Linked DNA regions of Homo sapiens: region 2 is linked to region 1. Evidence: chromatin contacts called from ENCODE Hi-C or POLR2A ChIA-PET data. All regions are on one chromosome and are shown on one strand. Each heading gives the region's core, a stretch centred on a gene start or an enhancer-like site at or near the end of the contact. The rest is flanking DNA. Distances are from core to core; before and after follow the strand shown.

Region 1 (4,477 bases), core at 893-3,392:
GGATAATTAGACTCAATTTACAATTAAAGAAAGTGAGCTCAAAATGGTTTACTTTCTCAAAGTCATGCGGGGAATCGTGGCAGTGCCCAGAGTATTAATAAAATGAAATAACTTTTTTTAAGTTTGTTTATTTCAGATGGTTAGAATTGATCCGTTGTTTTTGTCATCTTATTGATTTAAACCCTTCTAAATCCATTAGGAAAGACTTTCCCTGAATAGCATTCAATTTCTAAAATAGCTCTTTGTGTAATGGAATCACTCAGATGTTGACATTCATTGGACAATTAAGGAAAACTACTTTCACCAAATTAAGGTGGCATTTTACGGTCAATATACCTCCTCAATACAGTGTTTCTTACCACTCAGGATGTCATTTTGATTATACTTCAAATTTCTCTGACTCTGAACAGCCGAAAGTGGGCCTCTAGGATGAGCTAATGTGGCAAAAGCCCTTAAAGCTGGTTTTGGTAAAGGAAGAAAAATTTAGAATAAGAAACTCAAGTGTCTCTATGTTATCAGGCTGGATGCAGTGGATCACGCCTGTAAACCCAGCACTTGGCGGGTCGGGGGGGATTGCTTGAGCCCAGGAGATCGGGACCAGCCTGGGCTGAGACCTTGTCTCTTTGTAAAAGTCATTCACTGGAAATCATGCAAATGACAGAACAAGGCACTTAATCTTAACAAAGACGCTCGCTATCTGTGCCACGCTGAGCACTAGTGTGATCTCAATATTTCTGACTTTATATTCCATGCTTAATACTAGTGAAAGAGACTACTATGTGTGGGCACTCTGCTGAGCATTCATATTTATACTTCAATTAATCTTCCTAACAACCCTTAAAAAAAGGTGTTATTACTGTCCCCATTTTACCAAGGAGGAAACAGATACAGAGGTTAACTGATCTGCATCCAAGAAATCCACGACCAAAGGCGTTGCTTTCCTTAGAGTTATATTGCTCTGCTGGAAGGAGAGTTGGGAAGCAGGAGCTCTAGCCCAGGATTTGTCATTTCAACAGGGCTTGAGCTACTTCTCTGTGCTTCAATTAATCCTCTTAAAAAGATCCACGCTGAGAACTAACTATGCTAGAAGGAGCGTGTGTTTAAAGGAACAAACCATGCATTTCTAAAAGCAAATATAAAATCACGCACAATCAAAACTGCCCTGAAGTCACGTCATTGGCCAGCGTCTGGGGTCTTGGAAGTTCAAAAGCCCCTAAGTAAATTCTTTGGTTCCGTTTTTCATTGCTGGTATGTGACCTACAGTCACCAGGGAAGGGCAACTGAGAATATGCAAGGATATTTCTCTTGTTTTTTGCCCACAAGGTGCGCTTAAATTCATAACAAATAAAAATGTGTCCGCCTATGATACCATCTCACTGCAGTTCCTTCGGATCCCTGCTTATTACTCTAAAGCTGTTTCCAGTAGTCCTGTGACCCCACCCCCGCCAGACTTCCAAATTCCAGACAAACGCCAAGACATCCCATTGTCTGTTCAGCTGGACCCCGCTCCCGGTTCCCCACGGTGAGCTCGCAGCCTCCCTGTCGTTTTAAGTTGTACCAGCTCTAAGATAAATTCTGGGCAGTAGCCCTTTGACCCTCCACCCTTGTCCAAGTTTTAGGGGGAAAAGAAGGCAGGCACATCCAGGTTAAGATCAAAGACGGGGAAAGCCGAATACGGCTGGGGCCTGAGCCGCGAAAGCGCTGGACAGGCCCCAGGAGGCCTTCTGCCCCCACCCGCACCCCAGGCTAGTGTCGCAGCCCCTCTGCCTCCCACTTCCTCCTCGACTCCTACTCGCGGTGATGAATCACGCGCCCTCCTCGCCCCGTCGCGCACCGTCCCCAGGAAAGGTAAGGGTTCGACACCCAGGAGTCACCCAAGAAGCCCGAGGGCCAGGCATCGTCGCCTGCCCAGGGAGAGAAGGGCCGGGCCCGCGGCGGGTGACAGGGACGAGGCCGCGGTGTTTGAGCCCACGGACGTCTGGAGGCCTCGCTCGGCTCCCGGGGGACAGGCAGCCAGGACTCACCAGCAGGTTGGTGCTGCGATTATCTCCCTCCGCCATCGTCTCGGGGATGCAGTCTCTACAAGCGCAGGCCACCTCCCCAACGAGTCCTCCAACCGAAACCCGCACACCAACCACAACCCGAGGGAACGCCCCGCAGGCTGCTTATATGGGTCGGCCGCCCTTCCCGACGGCCCCCGCGACGCTCGCTCCTCATTGGACAGACCGAGCTTACGCCTCAAGGAAGCCGGGCCAACCGAAGCTCAGCGCATGGCTTGAAATCGAGGTCAAAGGAGACAGAGGCAGCGCCGGGCCGAGGGGGAGGGGACACGGAGTGCCCAATCAGCGCCCAGGGACTGCGCGACGCCCCGCCCAGCGCTGTGGGAAGCGGTTCAACCGCCTCTGCAGGGGGCGCTGTCCCTCAGTGGTTCTCCGGCTCTTGCCGCTGCGGTGGCTTTGGGTCCCTCTTCGTCTGGCTTTCGCAGCCGAGGAGACTCTCTGGAAAATGGGCTACTCGAAGAGAGATGCTCCGTTGCCTCAGGCGGAGGGCGGGGACGCCGGGCCTGCGACACTTCATCTTTTCCTGGCCCCGAGGTGGCTGGGATCCGTTCCACCTTCGGCCCAGTTCCCCAGCCAGGCCCCTGAGCCGTTTAGCCCGGATTTGCGACCCGTGAGGTTTTGAGGACAAGTGAAAAGAGCTCTTTGTGTGGATTTTGCTGCAATGTTTCTCTCCTACCCAGTAGGAATGAGGCCTTAGCTTGCGCGGAAAAACCCAGGCCTGGTTTGAGAACGTGTGAAAATGCACCGCCTTCTAAGTGGCTTTATTATACGTGGATGTTTAAGTTACTTAAACTACAAGCTCCCTCTCCAAAAGGATTCTTTTTTTTTTTTTCTTTTTTTTTGAGACGGAGTCTCGCTATGTTGCCCAGCCTGGAGTGCAGTGGCGCGATCTTGCTCACTGCAAGCTCTGCCTCCCGGGTTCACGCCATTGTCCTGCCTCAGCCTTCCAAGTAGCTGGGACTACAGGCGTCCGCCAACACGCCTGGCTAATTTTTTGTATTTTTAGTAGAGACGTAGTTTCACCGTGTTAGGATGGTCTCGATCTCCTGACCTCGTGATCCGCCCGCCTCGGCCTCCCAAAGTGCTAGGATTACAGGCGTGAGCCACCGCGCCCGGCCAGAATTGTTTGTTTGTTTGTTTGAGACGAAGGAGTCTCGCGCTCCGTGGCCCCGGCTGAAGTGCAGTGGCGCGATCTCTGCTCACTGTAACCTCCATCTCCCGGGTTCAAGTGATCCTGGCGCGTCAGCCTCCCGAGTAGCTGGAATTACAGACGCCCGTCACTACGCCCGGCTAATTTTTGTATTTTAATAGAGACGGGGTTTCGCTATTTTGGCCAGGGTGGTCTGGACCTCCTGACCTCAAGATATCCGCCCGCCTTAGCCTGCCAAAGTGCTGGGATTACAGGCGTGAGCTACCGCGCCCGGCCAAAAGGATAGTTCTTGACACGACCTTTCTTCCATTAGAGGTCAAGCTAAGAAAATATGTAAACCCTCTCACAAGCAGTAGAATTCCTAGGCAGTTTAGGAACTGTGTTGAGGCACTTGTACATCTTTTCTATCCAGGATTTCAAATGCAGTAACAAGTGCTTTGATCTTTTTTTTTTTTTTTTTTTTTTTTTTTTCTTTTTTTCTTGAGACACAGCCTGGCTCTGTTGCCCAGGCTGTAGTGCAGTAGCCACCGCGCCCGGCCGATTTTTCATCGTTTGATACAAACAGAATCATGCCAAATGTCCGGATCAGATGTTTGTTTCAGGTGAATTAACTATAGTTTTAACTTCCAACCTTTTATCTTTTTTACAGGTTTTAACTTCCAATCTCATGGTCATTTGTATTCGGCCATTGAATTTAAATTTATTTTTAAAATGTTCCTTAAGTAACCACCAGGTTCTTAAATGTTCAAGGAAGTCATAAATGTGAGAGAACATAGCTGCAGACCACATACTGCCCCTAAGAGAGCTGGGCAAGGGCAGGAGCATTGTGAATTTCATGGAAGGGTGTCAATTTGCTGTGGGTCTTTCGGGGAAAGGGGAGTGAAGTATCTGAATCAGGGAGAAGCACTTGAAAAAAAGTCTTTGCAAGGGAAGCTGACTGTTCAATAAAGTGCCACTTTGGAGAATGTTGGGGTAAAGAAGTTGTAAAGGCAGGATACAGCCAGTTGACAGAGACGCTATTTGGAGAGATTTTAAAGCTATGGAGTCTGAGGAGCAGGTTCTTCTCCACGCCCCTAAAAAAAAAAAAATACAAATGGGGAGGCAGGGAAGATCCCTTGAGCCCAGGAAATAGAGGCTGCAGTGAGCTATGATTGCACCTATGCACTTAAGCTTGGGTGACAGAGCAAAAAACCTGTCTCAAAAAAAAAAAAAAAAAAAAAAGTCAAAAAGATCGAAGCAATCAGCAGCCACATAATTAGTGAATATG
Region 2 (5,182 bases), core at 1,872-4,371, 1.4 Mb before region 1:
CAGGGAGACCGCTCTTCAGGAGGCACCAGGCCTTGTGGTGATGTGTTGCACCCTGCCTCTCGAGGGATGCTCAAGAGTCTATTCCAACTCCCAGCTGGAAACTCAGGCTCGGGCCACGGTGGTCGGTCAAACAGTAGACTTGGGTGAGCACCTATAGATATGAGAGATCTAGAAAAGCTCGTCAGGCTTGAAAATGAGAGAGCAAGATTTCTTTGGAGAGCAACCACCTGCTATTTAATATAGGTGACATCCTATAAAGGGCTGCCAAGCCCAGTTGTGCAGGCTGGGCACTGCACAAAGGTGTCCAGCTGAGGGAGAAATCCAGCCTCTGTGAGCTGCTCATCAAGCCATGCTCCACAGTTTCAAAAATAAATACATACATAAATAAAGATGACTAAGTGAGACAACAGCAGTCTCACAGATATATAGATGTATTTATGTACTTCATCTTTAAATGCTCACTTATTGACTCTTCACAATAACCTTTCAGATTAGGGACCACTGTCATCCTCACTTTACAGATGGCACACTGAGGCAGAGAGAGGGAACCTGACTGCTCCAAGCTCATCCAATTAGGAAGGAGTGAATCCAGGATTCAAACCCAGGCTCTTGGTTTCCATCAACAGGTGATGCTGCCTCTTCTAGGAAAAAAAAATGGCTCAACAAGCCCCAGAGTGTCATATTCAGAAAACACAGTGCCCCTCCCAGTCTTGGGAGTGAGACCTGCTTTCAGAAACACCCATGTCTTCCCTCGATTCTGCAGGTGATCAGGCTGGAAGGAGGTAGGCGAAGACCCCATCGTCTGCATTACAAGGAACTCCTTCTAAAGACTCAAAAGATTTGCTCTGAACTGGTGAAAGTCTGGGGACTCCCACTCAGCCTGGAGACTCAACCAACCCTCAGCGGGGAACAGCCCAACCCAACCAGAGCTGAGGCCACCCGCTGCTCCCTTCTCAGGGCCCAGGGTCAGCCAAGGCCATTTTCAAGTGCGGGGGACTGCAGCCAAACTCGCTGAACCAGACCCAGGGGAGCCCAAGAGGGACCTCTGGACTCAAGGGAAGAGGACGCTCTCATCCCTGTCTACTCTCCCACCCACCCCCTCCTCCCCTCCATCCCTCCCTCCTTCGGAGAGCCTCCACATTCGAATCTCCGAAAATGGTTTTCACAACTCAGTTAGCAGCAATCAATTATTCACGACCTCGCTTCCCCACCAACTCATAGACTGTCACTGTTAGCAAGATAATTTCTGGACTCTGCCCAACAGCCCTGCTCTAAACCAAGCGGCCTGCTATTTATTTCCTCTCTTCCCTAAGACCCTCCCAATGCCCACCAACCACTATCACTCTCAACACAGGACAGAGAGACAGATGGGAAGTCCCCTGGGTGCCTGTAGCCTGGGAGGGACCTGACAGCCAGGGGCTGCTCCCAGCCCACGTGATACATTTCAGGCTTGGGGCAGAATGTCTGACCTTAGTTTAATCCAACTGGAAAACAGGACTCAAGCATTCTAGACCCTGTGCCAGGCTCTGGGACAAATCCCACATTATTTTATAAAACGCTTTAAGCTCCGAAAACATTGTGTCCTGCACAAAGCATGACTTGGGAGGGTCTCCCAGACATGCCGTCCTGCTGCTGAGTTCATGGGTCAAAGACATTTGGAACTTGGCAGGGGCTCATATTTTAAGACTACCACTAGCATTTCCATCCTAGAAGCTTGAAGCTGTCTTTAGGAACATATTCCTACATCCCAGGGAGAAGGAGAGAGGTGCTTATGGGATGCTCTTGGAAAAAGAGTTTCAGCCTATGTCGTAAGACCCATGGAGGGTGGTTGGATAGCAGCTCTGCTGTGTGAACAAGCGACCTTCCACGAAAGCCACTTTTCACCCTCTAAGCCTCAATGTCCACATTTGTAAAATGGGAGAATATGAGTACTACTTCTGGGGCTGCAGTAAGAGTTTTAAAAAATGAGGCATTTAAAAAACACCCAGTACCTTGCTTGGCACATTGTGGACATTGTGGCCTCTGTGCTTCATTGTAAGACCCTGTCGCTTGTGACATGCATCATTGATTGAATAACAATTTGGGGCAAAAGGGTGTGTGCTGAAACATTAAGGAAACATACACATCAATTGTAAAATTCATCCCAGATTTCAGAAAGGCTATTTACTAAATATTAAAAATGTGTATCTTTGGCCAGATGTGGTGGCTCACACCTGTAATCCCACCACTCTGGGAGGCCAAGGCGGGTGGATCACTTGAGGTCAGGAGTTCAAGACCAGCCTGGCCAACATAGTGAAACCCCATCTCTACTAAAAATACAAAAATTAGCCAGGCGTGATGGCACATGCCTAAAATCCCAGCTACTTGGGAGGCTGAGGCAGAATTGCTTGAACCCGGGAGGCGGAGGTTGCAGTGAGCCGAGATTGCGCCACTGCACTCCAGCCTGGGCGCAGACAGAGCAAGACTCTGTCTCAAAAATAAAATAAAATAAAATGGCTGTGAGCCTGGGCGACACAGTAAAAAATGTGCATCTTAAAATGAAGCATATTATCATTATTATCATTATTACAATTGCTGTATTCATTTTAGGTGGGAAAATGCATACAGAGAAGCTATGTGACTGACCGCAGGCCACACAGCCAGCAACACAATCTAGTCCCCACACAGCTCCAGAGGAAGGAGGGAGAGGAAGAGGCAGAGTTGACCAGGCAAATCTCCCTCATCCAATTCCTCCTCCTCCTACAAGAATCAACAGTAATAATAATAATGGAAGATGAGGGTGAGGGGAGGTGGAGGGGGGAGGAGGAAGAGGGGGGAGGAGGAAGAGGGGGAAGGGGAGGAGGGTGGAGGAGGAGGAGGGCAGAGGAAGAGGAAGAGGAGGAGGAAGCAGCAGCAGCAGCATGTTATGGTGCTTAATACAGGCCCAGACACTGTGCTAAATGAGGTGCATGTATTAACTCATTTATTTCTCCTGACAACCCTTTGAAGTGGGTTCATCATCATCCCCATTTTACAGATGAAGGAGCTGAGGCACAAAGACTTCAGTCACACAGCTGCTGGGTGGCAGAGCCAGGCTGCGAACTCCGGCACCTTGGCGCCAAGTCCCCGTGCTTCTCTACTGCATTGCACTTCATTCCACCAACTGAGACAAAGAGGGACGTTTTGGTGGAGAAGGAAGTGGCATATAAGTGTCATGCCATGCCTGGTCTCACCCACACGCCCAAGGAAGTTCCTCTGAACCCACAGAGCATGCCCTGGGCTCCCTCTGATGAAAGCAAGTTCATGCCTCTCTTCCACTCTCTCCTGCTGCCCCAGGCCAGCTGAGCAGGCCAAAGGAGGGCTGGGGCCAAATCTGCAGCCCCATCCTGGGGAAAGGCTCTGACGACAGTAGCCAGCTTCTCACTGCTGTCTGCAGGATCTCAGCAATTCCACGGGCATGGAGAACAGCAGCCCCTGGAGAGGGTAGGAGAAGATTGGGTGTCTGCCAGGCCTGCAGCTGTGGACACTTCCCCTATGGGCTGCGGGGACGGGGCAGGCCCAGCACCTGGAAGAGGGCGCCTCCCCTGTCTGGCTGGTCTTCAGTCCCATCAACGGGACTTAGCATCAAGTGACGTGGTGGTTATGCACACGGGCTTGTGGGGAGCTGTGCAACCTTGCGAGAGTTACTTCCCCTCTCTGTGCCTCACTTCCTCTGTCCATAAAACAGTGACTCTGACAATGCTGACAACACTAGGTGTTGGAAGCATTAAATATAAAACGCCTAACATGTAGTATGTGCTTAATAAATGGTAGCTGCTAATTACTATTATTTATCATCATCAACAGGACTATGCATCAACTACTAAGAACACAGGTGGACCTTAAGGTGCCATCAGTATGGGTGAGGAGCTGACAAGAACCCATGGAACAAGGCATGATTCCTTGTTCTAGAATATCTTTGGCCTTTGGATCTTAAAATGTCATCTTAAAGTGGGGTTCCATAGCTCTCACTTTTAAGACATCTCATCTGATCTTTCAGGCAATTTCTGAAGGAAACAAAAATATTTACTGAGCACCTATTGTGTGCCATTCACTGTTTCCACCACTGGGAATAACCTGATGGAGTTAATGAATCCAAGACCAGCTATGATGGTGATGGCAGTTACTAATAAAAGGTGAGAAGGACCGGGAGTGGTGGCTCACACCTGTAATCCAGCACTTTGGGAGGTGGAGGCAGGCAGATCACTTGAGGTCAGGAGTTCAAGACCAGCCTGGCCAACATGGTGAAACCCCACCTCTACTAAAAATACAAAAATTAGCCAGGCATGGTGGCAGGCGCCTGTAATCCCAGCTACTCAGGAGGCTGAGGCAGGAGAATCGCTTGAACCCAGGAGGCAGAGGTTGCAGTGAGCTGAGATTGCGCCACTGCACTCCAATCTGGGCAACAGAGCGAGACTCCGTCTCAAAACAAACAAACAAACAAACAAACAAAAAAAAAAAGGTGAGAAGGATTCTAGAGTTTATTGTTAGGTAGAAGTGGGAGGTACTGGGAGGAAAGGACTCTTTTCTGCAGACAATCACACCAAAACAGCCACGTACACATGGAAGTGGGAAAGGACACGTGGGTCACACACACGGCTGGAAGAAGAGACATGTGCAATCAGGGCACAGGTAACCACAAGAGACCTAAAAGTTCAGAGCACAAGGGACCCAGAATCCCTCAGACCATTTTAAAGACGGGGAAACAGAGAACCTGAAAGGCAGGCAGCCCAAAGCCACACCAAGCAAGACACAGAACAGGTTCTGGAATCCAGGTATCCTGACTCCTGAAAGTCGAGATCACTTTGTCTTGCGTCGTAAACAGACTAAGACATTCCAGCACAGCACAGCCCGCCATCACAGACAGACACTGCTGCCAGGTCAGGCAGCCCCCATCTGCCATCTCTCTAGATCAGTGTTACCAAGCTGAGGGGAGTGTAAGACACCACCACCCTCAAAATCAAACACCTTAGGACAGGACCAAAGACAGGTAAGTTTTGACATGGAGATGAGGGAGAGAAGTTCCGAGTTGGGGACATCATCATTCTGCAGGGGCAGGTGGGGAATCGAAAAAGCCGTTGCATGCAAAGGACAAATGTTCTTTCATTGGAGGTGGAGTGATAATAACTGCAGAGGGACTCTGGGAAGGTTGTTGGACAGAGTG

Evidence for each region. A loop is a pair of places that touch in the nucleus more often than their neighbours do. ChIA-PET counts read pairs that join two places held with the same protein, here RNA polymerase II (POLR2A). Pooled maps may share reads with other maps.
Region 2: a pooled map shows a loop between it and region 1 (4-fold over the local background). The contact joins the enhancer-like site here to the promoter of ARL6IP1 in region 1. A Hi-C loop is called at or near these places in 1 of 50 pooled maps. POLR2A ChIA-PET finds 5 or more read pairs at or near these places in 2 of 52 experiments (AG04450 and GM12878).

What each region holds. Positions count from the first base shown.
Region 1 is chr16:18,799,407-18,803,883 of GRCh38, forward strand. It overlaps ARL6IP1 (ARL6 interacting reticulophagy regulator 1), which reads right to left and starts at 2,143. Exons shown (of 6, transcript NM_015161.3): 1 at 2,025-2,143. The coding sequence starts at 2,060. RefSeq lists enhancers at 1,647-1,766, 1,987-2,066, 2,447-2,686.
Region 2 is chr16:17,445,895-17,451,076 of GRCh38, forward strand. The region is part of intron 1 of XYLT1 (xylosyltransferase 1); the gene reads right to left. Among named protein-coding and RNA genes, the nearest start is that of XYLT1, 22 kb to the right of the region's middle. Within about 2 kb of position 3,122, at least 13 of the 41 ENCODE cell types and tissues checked have a DNase peak (open chromatin) inside an H3K27ac peak, as active enhancers do.